Linked DNA regions of Homo sapiens: regions 1 and 3 are each linked to region 2. Evidence: chromatin contacts called from ENCODE Hi-C or POLR2A ChIA-PET data. All regions are on one chromosome and are shown on one strand. The core of a region is the stretch at or near the end of the contact, and the rest is flanking DNA. Distances in the headings are between cores, read along the strand shown.

The links. A loop is a pair of places that touch in the nucleus more often than their neighbours do. ChIA-PET counts read pairs that join two places held with the same protein, here RNA polymerase II (POLR2A). Pooled maps may share reads with other maps.
Region 1: a loop to region 2 is called in a map of gastrocnemius medialis, with 5 times the contacts of the local background. The contact joins the promoter of ZCCHC3 here to the promoter of SDCBP2-AS1 in region 2. A Hi-C loop is called at or near these places in 1 of 168 maps with a recorded cell type or tissue (gastrocnemius medialis), 1 of 37 single-sample maps with no recorded cell type and 13 of 50 pooled maps.
Region 3: a loop to region 2 is called in a map of B cell, with 20 times the contacts of the local background. The contact joins the promoter of PTPRA here to the promoter of SDCBP2-AS1 in region 2. A Hi-C loop is called at or near these places in 1 of 168 maps with a recorded cell type or tissue (B cell) and 4 of 50 pooled maps. POLR2A ChIA-PET finds 5 or more read pairs at or near these places in 1 of 52 experiments (activated naive CD4-positive, alpha-beta T cell).

What each region holds. Positions count from the first base shown.
Region 1 is chr20:294,757-298,888 of GRCh38, reverse strand. It overlaps ZCCHC3 (zinc finger CCHC-type containing 3), which reads right to left and starts at 1,319. Exons shown (of 1, transcript NM_033089.7): 1 at 1-1,319. The coding sequence starts at 1,302. The coding sequence ends at 91. RefSeq lists silencers at 876-945, 1,126-1,215.
Region 2 is chr20:1,323,893-1,328,189 of GRCh38, reverse strand. SDCBP2-AS1 (SDCBP2 antisense RNA 1) reads right to left here and starts at 2,847. Exons shown (of 3, transcript NR_040049.1): 1 at 2,661-2,847. All of the region lies in intron 1 of SDCBP2 (syndecan binding protein 2), which reads left to right. All of the region lies in intron 2 of FKBP1A-SDCBP2 (FKBP1A-SDCBP2 readthrough (NMD candidate)), which reads left to right. LOC124904856 (a long non-coding RNA gene) reads right to left here. Exons shown (of 2, transcript XR_007067487.1): 2 at 3,821-4,297. RefSeq lists enhancers at 2,271-2,565, 2,556-2,785.
Region 3 is chr20:2,871,063-2,874,927 of GRCh38, reverse strand. PTPRA (protein tyrosine phosphatase receptor type A) reads right to left here and starts at 1,447. Exons shown (of 24, transcript NM_001385305.1): 1 at 1,168-1,447. RefSeq lists silencers at 974-1,253, 1,264-1,313, 1,494-1,563, 2,184-2,323 and enhancers at 808-1,437, 1,438-2,069, 2,070-2,699, 2,700-3,331.

The DNA.
Region 1 (4,132 bases), core at 70-2,569, 1.0 Mb after region 2:
CAAAAACGATAAAAAATGGTTTAAAAAAAAGTTTTGGCACTTAAGAGGGATAAGCTGGCTGTGTGTTCACCCTGGCAGGCAGGCGGGTGTTTAGTGCCCGGCCACGCCGGTTAGCTGAGCTGCCACGGAATTGTGCACTGCTTTGGGACACTGGGCAAAGGCGTGTCCTCGCTTGCCACAGAGGTTGCACACGATGCCCTTCCGGCAGTAAGGGCTCAGGTGCCCCTCCTCCCCGCACCTGAAGCACCTGTCCTGCGTGCAGCTGCCGCTCATGTGGGTCCGGGAACCACATTTAAAGCATGTCTTGGGCTGCCCCTTGTACCAGCTGTAGCCCCTCTCGGCCCCCAGGAAGAAGGCCCCTGGCAAGTGCCTGACCCCGCCCTCCCCCTGGCGCAGCTCGATCTCGCATTTGTACTCCCCGGTCCAGATCCCAAACCTGTCGGTCACTTTCACCGGCACGGCCAGCACGTCGCAGTGGCGCTTGAGCCAAGTCACAATGTCCTCCACGTCCACCGTCTCGTTCCGGAAGAGGATGAAGAGCGTCTTCAAGCTGGACTTGCTCCGCCCCAGCACCACAAAGTTCTCCCAGCAGTCCTCCTGCTCCCGCTTCTCCTCGTAGACGCGTAGGAACAGGGCCAGCTTCTCCGCTGAGCGGAAGCTCACGTCGAATTCGCGGCTGCCCGGGATCTGGATGACCGCGTAGATGTCGCTCGGGTCCATGCCGATGGAGCGCAGGATAAGCGCTCCTACCACGAAGTCCCGGGTCGGGCAGGCGCCCTCGTCTCCCTGGAAACAGATGCGGACGAGGAAGCGACCCTTGCCCGGGCCTGCCGCCGCCGCCGGCTCATCCTGGAGGGGCCGCTCGGCCGCGTCCTCGGCCTCGCCGGGCCTGGCCGGGGTCGCCATGGCGGCCGCCGCCGCCTCGGCCTTCTTCCTCCTGCCCGCCTCCGCAGCGCCCTTCTTTTTGCGGGGGTCCACCGCCTCGCCGGCCGGATCTCTCCGACGGCCCTTCGGATCCCCGCGGCCAGCCGGTGGGAAGTCGCCGAGGTCCGGCGCCGCCAGGCCCGCGGGGCCGCCGAGCCCGGCGCTCCCTCCACCGCCGCCGCTTTCCTCCTCCCGCCGCGGCGGCCGCGGCTCGCGGAATTCGCCCTTCTTCTCGGCTAGATTCTTCACCACCTGGGCCCAGCCCATCTTCTCGCGGCCGCCGTCGGCCTCCTCGCCCCGGGCCGCGGGCCGCGCGGGGGGCAGAAGCTGCGGCCGCCCCCGTTTCCTCTCTTCCTCCGCGCCGCCGCCGGTGGCCATTTTACCTCCTTCCCAGCATCCTCCACTCGCTCCCGCAGCCAAAGGGCGCCCATCGCGCGCGCCCGCCCGCCGGGGCTGTGTGGGTTTGGTTTTTTTTTTTTTTTGAAATTTGACGCTACCCTCCCCCGCCGCGCCCTCAAAGGTATCACATGCGGCGCATATTGGCCAGCGCCGGCTCTGCGCCCCCTGCGCTGAGCCTCTCTTCCGCCAGCGCTCGCTCCAACCTCACCTCCGTCCGCAGCGGGATGGGGCGCCCGGAGGCGGCCCTTTCCCCAGCGCGGGTTTGGCAGCCTCCGGCCTCGCTCTCGAGGATTTGGCGTTTCGCAAGCGGTGCTCGACGATTTCATGCTAGCAGCTTTGCTAACGGCCCACAGCCCACAGGCGGGACGGAGTTCGGCAACATCTCTCCCATTTTTTCTTTTTTGTACCTTTTCTGTTAAAAAAGCAAAAGCAATAGCAAAATTAAAACTTAGCTTTCCGTTTCCCCAGAACTGACTGCAATGCGTTATTTTTTTTCCCACGTCGGATTATGCACGTTTTCAAGAAGAAAAGTTGAAAGTTTTACAGTGAACATTTTACCATTAACTTTTTATCATTAAAATTTTACTCTGTCACACTACGCCTCGATCCATTCATCGGTCTTTATTTTTTGATACATTTCCAAGTAAGTCATATTGCATTAATTTTTATTTTTTTGAAAAGACTTTCGTCGTATTTAGGATGAAGTGTGAGTGCTGCTTAAGTTCCCAGTACTGTGTTAAGCACACTTCAGACTTTATTACATGGAATCTTCCAAAAACAATGCTGTAATTATGCCCATTTTACAGATAAAGAGGCAGGAGTTAAGTCACTTGGCGGAGTTAATAGGCAGCCCCACGTATAGGTAGCTTATATTTCTTTCTTTCTTTCTTTTTTGAGACGGACTCTTGGTCTGTCGCCCAGGCTGGAGTGCAGTGGCTCAATCTCGGCTCACTGCAGGCTCCGCCTCCCGGGTTCACGCCATTCTCCTGCCTCGGCCTCCTGAGTAGCTGGGACTACAGGCGCCCGCCACCACGCCTGGCTAATTTTTTGTATTTTTAGTAGAGACGGGATTTCACCGTGTTAGCCAGGATGGTCTCGATCTCCTGACCTCGTGATCGCCCGCCTCGGCCTCCCAAAGTGCTGGGGTTACAGGCGTGAGCCACCGCGCCCGGCCGGTAGCTTATATTTATTTAACCACTTTATTTCTGACGCCGTGGATCAAGAACTGTGCATCAGATCCTAGGAAACCTTGTTAACAGGCAGATTCCCTTCATCCCAACTGCTGGTATTGGTCTCAGGGGAGCCACTGACTTGGGCCGTTTGCACTTTCCAGTCCTCTCACTTTATATCCTCAGGCACCATTTCCTTTATCCCTTCTCAGCCACGCATTCCCGTGATCATACTCGGAACTTCACCATTACCAGAAACATCAATGTCTTAGATTCACATACTTCTCTGTTATTCTTTCTACTTGCCTGGTCAAGTTTCACCATGAGGAGAATACTTACACAACCAAACAATAGATGTATTTTAAACAATCTCTTCCATTCCTCTTATCTTAAGCCCTCACTCCAGGTAACTATCACATAATCAAATATCTGCAAGGGTCAGGCAGGTGCCTTAAGTAGAAGATATACTGGGTGAACTGGAGATCGAATATTCTATCTGAAGGGGCAACTGCTAGTCAACTGTAGCTGAATATTCCTCTCCAGAAGTGAGGGTCCACTGTGGGGGGATCTTTCAGTTTCCAAAGAGAAATCTGAACTCCAGTTTCTTCTTTTATGGGAAACATTCTTCTCTCTCTTTCGTCTTCTTTAAGATGGTCTCAGCTATATTTGGAACCTCCATATAAATTTCACAACCTGCCTACTAAGTTCCAGGAAACTATGAGATCTTAATTGGCGTTGCACTGCATTTGTACAGAATTACCACTTTATAACACGGAGTCTTTCCATCAATGACCCCACTTGATTTCTCACTTATTTAGGCCTTATTTTATGAATTTCAATAAAATATTATAGTTTTCTTCATAAAGGTCTTACATACTTTTGGGGATTTATTCCAAAGTACCACGTGGTTTGACTGCTATTGTAAGTGAAATTATTGTAAATCAGAAGTTACATATGGTTTGTTGGTGTCCGTTAGAGGAAACACGATTGAATTTTGTGTACTGACCCCATATCTGGCAACAAAGTTGAAACCTTAAAAAATTTCCAGTGGTTTTTGGAATCTCTTTACTTTTCTGTATTGCCAATCATATCGTCTGTGAATAATGAAGGTTTTGTCTCTTTTTTCAAATCTTATACTTTTTCTTGTCTTACTGCACTAGTCAGGAACTCTCATATAATCAACGTATTTTGAGCATTTTTGTTTTGTGTTGGACTTTAAAGGCATCTGTCTGTATTTTGAAAATATTTGACTTGTGGATTAGGTTCTGGCTCCATGTCCAATTTTGCTAATCATATCTTCTTCTGTTGTACAATTTCATTGGTATGTGTAGGGCCATCCTTTTGGTCAGTTTCATTTTTTCCAGGTCAAATTTTGCAGAGATTATTACATCAGGAGCTACAGGGGCCAGGCAGGTACCCTGCAAGGAGAGCAGTCCGGATGGGCACTGAGGCCGTATGGAGAGAGCAGCTCTGGAGGGCTGTGCAGATGATAAGAAGGAATGTCTAGGATCTTGTTATGTCGAGTATAGCAGGTGTCTCCACAAGAACCACGGCATCTTACCCAGTGACAACAGTAGGGATTGTGGGTTTAGGATGCTGTGCACATTTGCCACAAAGCCAGCACATCAAATGACATGGAT
Region 2 (4,297 bases), core at 1,598-4,097:
CCCACTACTCCTCCTTACTCCCTCTCTGCACAACTGGCTTCTCACTGGCAGATGTCCTCTAAACACAACACCAACTCCCACCTGAGAGGCTCTGCAATGGCCGTGCCCACCCCATTAGGCCTTTCCTCAAATGTCACCCCACCCAGCCAGCAAGGCTTCTGAACCTCCTGACATGACCCTCCGTCCTGCTCTTTCTCTCCAGTGCCTCCCACCATCTAACACAGCACACAGAGTCACAAAGCCTATTTATCCAGCTCTTCCCCCAAAGAAAGTACATTTGGGGACCAAGTCTTCTTTCCTTCACTGCTGATACCTAGAACAGTACTCAGACTTAGCAGGTGCTGAGTAAGTAAGCGCTGAAACAATGAATAAACAGCTAACTTTTACTGAATGCCTATTATGTGCTAGGTGCTGTGCTAAATGCTTTCCATATACACCTTAACTCTTTTTAAAAATCTTTCAGTCTCCAGACAACTGTGATGCAACTATTGTTATCCAGATTACAAAGGAAGAAATGACATTCAAAGGGGATTTGCCTATGCTGTGCTCTCACAAGTCAGAAGCAGTCAGTCTGAACCCTGCCCTGCCTGGGCCTGGGTTCAGGCGTGTCTGCTTGAGGAAGTCACAGCTTTTCCCCAGCAGGCAGTGCAGCACTGAGAGGAGGAGTGGGGGTACATGCTGGTGGCCTAGCAACAGCTTCTTCTATTCCGACTCACCACATCCCTGGGCTAATTTGGCCTTCCAGGAGCTATTCCTCTGACACTCTAACCCACGCTTCCCTCCCGCGCACTGTCTTGTAAAGGACGGATGAGCTGTCCACAGGAACGAGTGGGAGTTCCATCACTTCAGCTCTTTGGAACAAAGTGTTCCAAAGAGTGTTCTCACTCTAAGTTCAAAGATGGGGGCTGAAGTCCCCTTGTCAGCCCTGCTGATCTCCGAAGCCCAGCTATTGGTTTGTTGTGGGTGTTGTTATTGCTTATATCAAAAAGTACAGAAGCTCAGGGATGGAAATCTGGAAAGGGCTGTGGGAGAGGAAAATTCCTCTGAGAGAGAGGGGTTAGGTGGGTTCTTTTCCTTTCGGAGGAACCAATTACTTGTGGGAAGCCATCAGCACAGAACTGAGCAAACTTCCACTGTCAGATTATAGGAGCCAGGCAGCCTTTCAACCTAACTCGTTAGGGCCATGGTTTCTCTCCTTTTCCAGGCCCAGGTTATTCTTCGAAAGACTTTCTACTTATTGACTGCAAACACAGACAGGCATGGGAAGAAAGACTGTATATTTAGGATATCAGGCTTTCTCTTCTCTCTGTGCCTGCTTTTCCACTCCTTTCAGAAATAGTAATGGGATGCCTGTTGTGTGCCAGGCACTGTGCTCAGCACTGGGGGTTAACAAATGAGTGACATTTCCTGACCAGTGAGGGAGATGAGCAAACAAACACAGCACAGTGGAAATCCAACCTAGGAAATGCAGAAGGCCTTGCTCATAGTAGGTGATTAACAAACACTTGTGGAATATATGATGAAGAGGCAAATACAAGAAATGCTGTCGTCTAGAGAAGGGAGGCTTGCCAATCTCCATGCGTACAGGTGGGGGAAAGCTTTAAATTGGAGGAAAAAGAGTTCACAACAAGGAAAAGAGAGAAGGCATGAATGACTCTTAAGACAGAGGGAATAGCACCTGCAAAAGCATGGAGGCATGAACTAGCAGGCTGACTTTTAGGACTCAACCTAAAGTAGTCTGGAATAAATGAACTTCATGATAAGTGTGGAGAAGAATGAGATGGTGAGAATGGAAACATTACCAGAAGTCAGGTCACAGAGATTTGAGGGCAAGAAGTAGGTATGGCTTCAGAAGGGAAAGGGAGGAGCTGAGGATAACTCCCAGATTTCTGACATAGCCCATGGGTGGATTCAGTGAGACCGCTGGGGAGGCGCGGCACAGCTGGGGAAAATCACGAGTCCAGTTTGGATAATCTGCGAGGTAAACGGGATCCAGAAGGCAACTGGACTCTCAGGCCTGGGCCTCCCTGTCCCTGGAATAGCACACTCTCTTCCCACTTGAACATCCATCCTACACGGCCCAGTCAGGGTCTTCTTCCTTCCTCCAGGAGACCTTCCTGATTGCCCTAGCCTTCCTCCTATACGCCACATCCAACTGCCTGAGTCCCTCATAACAGGCTTTCGGTCTGATTTTGCTGTGGGAATTGATTTGCCCGGCCAAGCCAAGAACCCTTCCCTAGGCAGCAGAAGCCCAGTCACTCAGTCACTGGTGGGTGGGACGCGGGGTGAATCTGCGTAGGGTGGGGCGGGGCATTTTTAGCTCAACACTGGGTCAGAAGTCACGGCCAGACAAGAAACGGGTGAGAAACGGGGGAGGAAGGGTGACGTCACAATTGGTAGGAAATACCTTGGGACTTGACGCTTTCGAAACCAAAGGGAGAGCAAAAGCAGCCGGGAGCGCGCGGGCCGACCTGGTTCTCCTCCCTTCCCACGGCTGCCTTAGTACAGAATCTTATAAGTCCTCCTCCTTCAGAGGCTACAAATGGTGTTCCGAGGCCAGGGGAGTTTAAAGCTCGATTTCACCCGCGCAGCCTCCAATCCGGTAAAGAGGGGCCGCGGAGCCCGACCAAGTCTTCCTATGCCTTACTCTGCTGCTTTACCTGATCTATTTTTGTGGATGCCGGCGCCAGCTACGGGCGCCCGGAGAAAGCACGAGGCCGGGTGGACTCTGGTAACGCAAGCGGCAAGGAGGCCGCCATGTTCCACTCTGCAGCCGCTAGGGATCGTGGGAGTCACCCCTAACCGCGCCCGGGCCTGGGTGGGCGAAACGCATGCGCTCTAGAAGTTGCTGAGTCGCTTGGCGGTGTTTCTGCGCAGGCGCCGTAGCCCATAGCAACCGCCGTAACCTGTAGCAACCGGAAGATGTCGCTTCCGGCTGGTTTGGGGCTAAGAAAGGGGTTATAGTCATTTCGAGATCATAGAACGATGTGACAGATAGGAAACTGAGGCTGGGTTGGAGGCAGGCCCTAGGGACCGTTGCGTTGGACCTCGCTCCTGTGGCGCGGTGGATGGAGTTTGTGGCTTGTGGCTCCTATTTCCCAAAGCAGGAAATTGAGACAGAGGGAAGGCACAGGTTCGTCCTGAGGCTGCAGCCCAGGTGATGGTTCCCCGGGTAAAAAATCAATATGATGCCCTTTGTTTATAAGGAGAAGGCAGGGACATGAAAGTAATTTCTAATAAAAGAATATGCATTTCACTTTGTAAAAGCTGAGGCTGGCTTACACCCGATCACGCTTGTACCCAACTTAGGAATCAGCTTAGGTTTACTAGAAGACAATATTCAGCTGAATTTTGCCAACAGTTTATATCTGACATCTTGAGTCAAAGGCTAAATATATTTATATAAAAGCGCGGAGTCACTGTGACAGCTACACATGTACACAGACGTGAGCATGCTGTTCGGGTGACTCACCCGTGGGGAGCAGGGTGGGCAGCGATTTTCCAGAATGGTGAGCAAAGTGTAACTCCCCACAACCAACCTGATATATGCATTTCCAGACAGTCTAGTGTGTACTAAAACTAGGGAAAAATTCATTGTGATTGTATGTACAACCAATTATAACGGATTTTTGGCTTACTTGAAAGTTTGGCAGGATATCTGAAAGTTGTGCGGGACAGGACCATTTGTTATGGTGACTGTAATGGACTGTCCCATCCATTACAGGAGTTTCATATCCCTGCCCCCCCCACCCCCGACAGGGATATGACTGTCCCCTCAGTCTCGTGACACCCAAAAATGCCCACATAAATTTCCAATCTGTTCCTTGGAAAACCACTGATTTATTCAGTCAAATAATTTTTGCTAGCATATGTGTGCTGGGCAGTGCCGTGGCGGGGAAGGATCGTGTGTGAACGGGACAGAGCTCCTGCCCTTATGAGTGAGGTCCAGTGTAAGAAAATACCCAGATATTAATCACATAATTTGATAAATAGCTTGGCAACAGGGGCAGTACAGGTCAGGGGTGGAATACATGGGAAGACCCAGCCAGGCAGCCTGGGTATCATGCAGTCTGGAAAAGCCAAGCAGAGAAGTAGCATCTGAACTGAGCCTCGAAGGAGCATCACACCAAGGAGGATGATGTGCACAGCAGAGGGACCAGCACGTCTGGCACACAGTGGACACTCAAATGTTTTGAATGATTGAACGAAACACAGCATGTTCGCTGGCAGGGAACCATTCCCCATTATATTGTGAGCTGCTACAAGGCAGGGGATACAGTATGCCTTTCCTATCCCC
Region 3 (3,865 bases), core at 198-2,697, 1.5 Mb before region 2:
TCCCAACATGTGAGGGGGCAGTCAAGCAGCTCTGAATACTAGCCAGCAAGCGGGATGAGGGGAAGGAGAATTGGAGGATCCGATTAGGCTAAAAGTAAAGGAGTAAATTGAGGCAAGATTGTCAAGGGCTTTGTATGACCTGATAAGGCATTTTAGGCTTCATTCATCCCATGGGAAAAAGAAAAGCGAGGGAGTTTTTAAGTAAACAAGTGACAGCATCAGATCTGTTTCTGAAAGGAGTGGCCAGGCAGGAAGATGTTCGCCCTTTCCTAGTCAGTCCTCCTCTCGCCCACCATCTTCTGTTTCTCAGGCTGCCTGCACAGCTAGCAGGTGGCAAACGAAGCCATCTCCAGGGTGATGTGGACTGGTTCTAGAGCCGGAATCCCTCTCCTGAGCAAAGGCTTCTGATGGCGTTCACCCTGCAGAGGGTGGATTTGCACATTCTTCTTTTCCTGTCTTACAAATATCATCAGTGATCTCAAAAATAAAAACGAAACCCTCAAGACAGGACTCTGCTCTGCTATTTTTTTTTTTTAATCTTCAGGAGATATAATTAGTAACTAATTTTTTCAAAAAAAATTTTTTATTTACCGAAAGTAAAAAGGGAGGGGACCTGCGTTCTCAATTGGCCTATTCTGAATTCTGGGCAGCTCTCAGCCCTTATTTCCCTTCTTAAACAGCCTCAACAGTTGGGAGAGGGCGGCAAGGAGAGGGGCCTGGGAGACGGGCCGGGGGACCGAGGGAGGTGGACTTGAAGGGAAAGAAAAGTTGGTCACTGCAAAAGCAAATTTTCTCATGCCAAGAGTTTTCCTCTTTCCTCCCATTAAATGGACCTGAGCAAATTCTGTTCTCGCCGTTCTAAGTTTCTTCTCTGAGAATCAACTCTGGCAGTGCCCTGGCCTGGTCCCAGAAGGACGCATGCAAAGTTCCTGGGCAGTCGCGAGGGGTCGGCACTCGGGCCGGCACGTTTCCGGGGACCCCCTCCCCGCGACGGACCCGCAAGGATGCACAATCAACCTGCAGGCGCCCGCAGGCTTCTACCCGGAAAAGATGGCTTAGGGCTTCGGGCTCCGGGCTCTGGGCTGTGGCCCGGGACCCCTCCCACCGCCCCCGGGAGCCGCTCCCCCTTCCGGAGCCCACCCGGGCGCAGCGGCCGCGAACACTCACAGAGTCGGGCGTTGGGCGGGACCGCTGGGGACGAGGACAGCGGCTCCGCCTCGGCTCCGCGGCGGCGTTTCGGGCCGCCACTAGCCCTCAGGGCCGCCGCCCGGCCCGCGGCTCCGAGCCCCGCGGCGGCGGCGGCGGCCTCGCCTCCATGGCGAGGGGAAGCGGCTGAGGGGCGACTGGGCGGGCGACAGTGATGGCGGCAGCGGCCGGGGTCCGAGCGCGATCGCGCGCGCGCGCGTCTCTGTCAGCGCCGCACTCGCCGCAGCCTCGCTCCCGACCCGGCCTTGGCTGTAAGACGCGTGTTCATTGGCTGTTCAGAGACAGGCGCTGGTTGGCCGACAGCGAACGGGCGTCTCCGGCCCGCGCGGGCCCCGCCCTTGCGCTCCGCTGGGCGCTCACTTGCCGGCTGGGGCGCCGAACCCGGTCGCACGTTCTCCTGGTAGCTCCAGAGGGGTTCGCCCCGGGGCTGCCCAGTCCTTCGGGAAGCTGGACCCCGGAAGGACCGGCTGCGAGTGCACCAGTGCCTTCAGCCATTCTACAGTCACAGGCCTCATGACTTGGGCCTTCTTCCCAGTTTACAGATCAGGAAACCGAGGCCAGGCACAAACTACACCAATGTCTAGCCACCAGGGCGGCCTGCAACTCGAGAGCCATCTTCCTAACCCTCTCCAAACGTGATACTGTGGGTCTTTTTTTTCCCTCCCCTAATTGCTGCAAAGAACGACGGATCTCACTGGGGAGGGAGAGGAACCTGCCAAGTCCCTAGAACGGATCTGGCTCCGTGGGTGTCGTCTTATATCAAGTCAGCCCACGCCGTCCCCACCCGAGCTCCAGGGTAATCTCCCCCGCTTTCCAGATGCGCATGCTGGGGCCCCGCTCGCCACCGAGCTGAGTAGAAGCACAACACATGGTGCTCTGCGATGGAGGTGCCTTTTGCGATACGCCTGGCGGGGGAGGGGAGGCTCAAAACGCAGAGAGGAGCCAGAGTGCGCCCTCCCCCGGCCGGGGTTGGGGCGCGTACCCCCTTCCCGGCGCTCCCGGCACGGCGTCTGGTGCGTGACACCCGCGAAGCAATCGCTCAGTCCATCCAGCGGCAGCAGGTTCCTACACGGATCCCCGCGGGTGCTGCAGGACCTGAGCGTCTGCGGCTGAAAGCCGATTACGCAGTCGAGATAGGTGGTGGCAAATGCGACATTTCGCCGGGTTGTGATCCCCAGTAGGGACCCCTGGACATTCCGAGACCCGCGCAGGGCGAGCGGCTGGGCGTCTGCAGGCAAAAGACAGATTGCACAGTAGCGCACAAACCGAGCTTGCGGGTAGGGGACGCTTTATCCCAGACCCAGAGTCTGCGGTTCCCGGGGTAGGTGGCGGCGAGTCTCTCCTCCAGACCGGGCAACCCCTGAGTCCCCCTCACGCACCCCAGGCCGGAAGGAGTCCCACATTCGGGGCGCCCCCGGGGAAGGGTTGTGACCGGCGGCAACTCTTCATGGCAGGAAACACTGCGGCGCAAAAGGGGCTCCCAGCAGCCCCCACCATCTCCAGTCCTACCATCTCCGGTCCCCACCACCGCCTTCTGTTGGGGCGCCAGTTAGGGACTCTGTGCCCCACTCCTCCGTATTGTGGGCTCACATCAGCAGCCCCTACCATCTCCAGTCCTACCATCTCCGGTCCCCACCACCGCCTTCTGTTGGGGCGCCAGTTAGGGACTCTGTGCCCCACTCCTCCGTATTGTGGAATAAGTTAGTCCATGCTAACCAGAGCCAGGGCCTGGGAATATGGGTGGGGCGGGCCTCAGGCCGTCCCCTCCCCAGCAGGGAAGTCTCTCCTTGAGTGGGAGTTGTGACTCTCTCTCCCTCTCAGCAGGGCCAGCCTAGAGGTGAGGGTGAAATGGCCGAACCCGACACCTCTGACCAATAGACACTCCAGCCCAAAGGCCCAGAGTCCACACGCCTACTCTCCTAACGCTCAGACCCCAGTGAGGGTGGATCCTTCCCCACGCCCAACATTCACATATCCCCTTAAGTCCAAACTCAATCTATCCCGCAACACCGAATGGAAAAGTGAAAAGCAGGAAGTCAAAGTGTGAAAACCCCTAACAAGTAATGACTGCAAACGCAGGAGGTACCTCAGTAGCTGGGATAGCAGCCCTATGCTCTAGAACCAAACCCCACCAGCTTACTTTTGCCTTATATCTAATTTACACTATTATTTCTTAATATGTTTCTTTTTGTTGATTAGTTTTTTTTTACTTTTTATTTGTATTACCCTAGAAGGGGTTGACATGCTACTTATATTTTTAATATAACTGAAATAGTGATTGCAGTAAGTGTTCATCTTTGAGATTATCTGAAGGACCCCTTTTGGATATGACCACACTTGGAAAAATTGTTGTTGGGCGTGGTAGTCAAAGAGCCCGGGGTTTCCAGCCCCACCATGTGCTGGGTGACCTGAGCCTCCCTCTGCAACTCTTCCTGGAACTTCCCAGGGCTGTATTGAGAATTAGGCATGTTCAGCTTGGCAAGTAACCCATTCTCAGGAAATGAAAGTTCTTTCTCTCCCCATGAGACAGCTGCACTATGGTCAAAGCATTTGTGGGGTGTGCACAGGGGTGACAGAACTACAGACCAAGGAGAACTACAGACCCTGGAGACCCTGGGAAGGAGGGTTCAGCTCAGCAACCACACAGATGCTGTTTCCA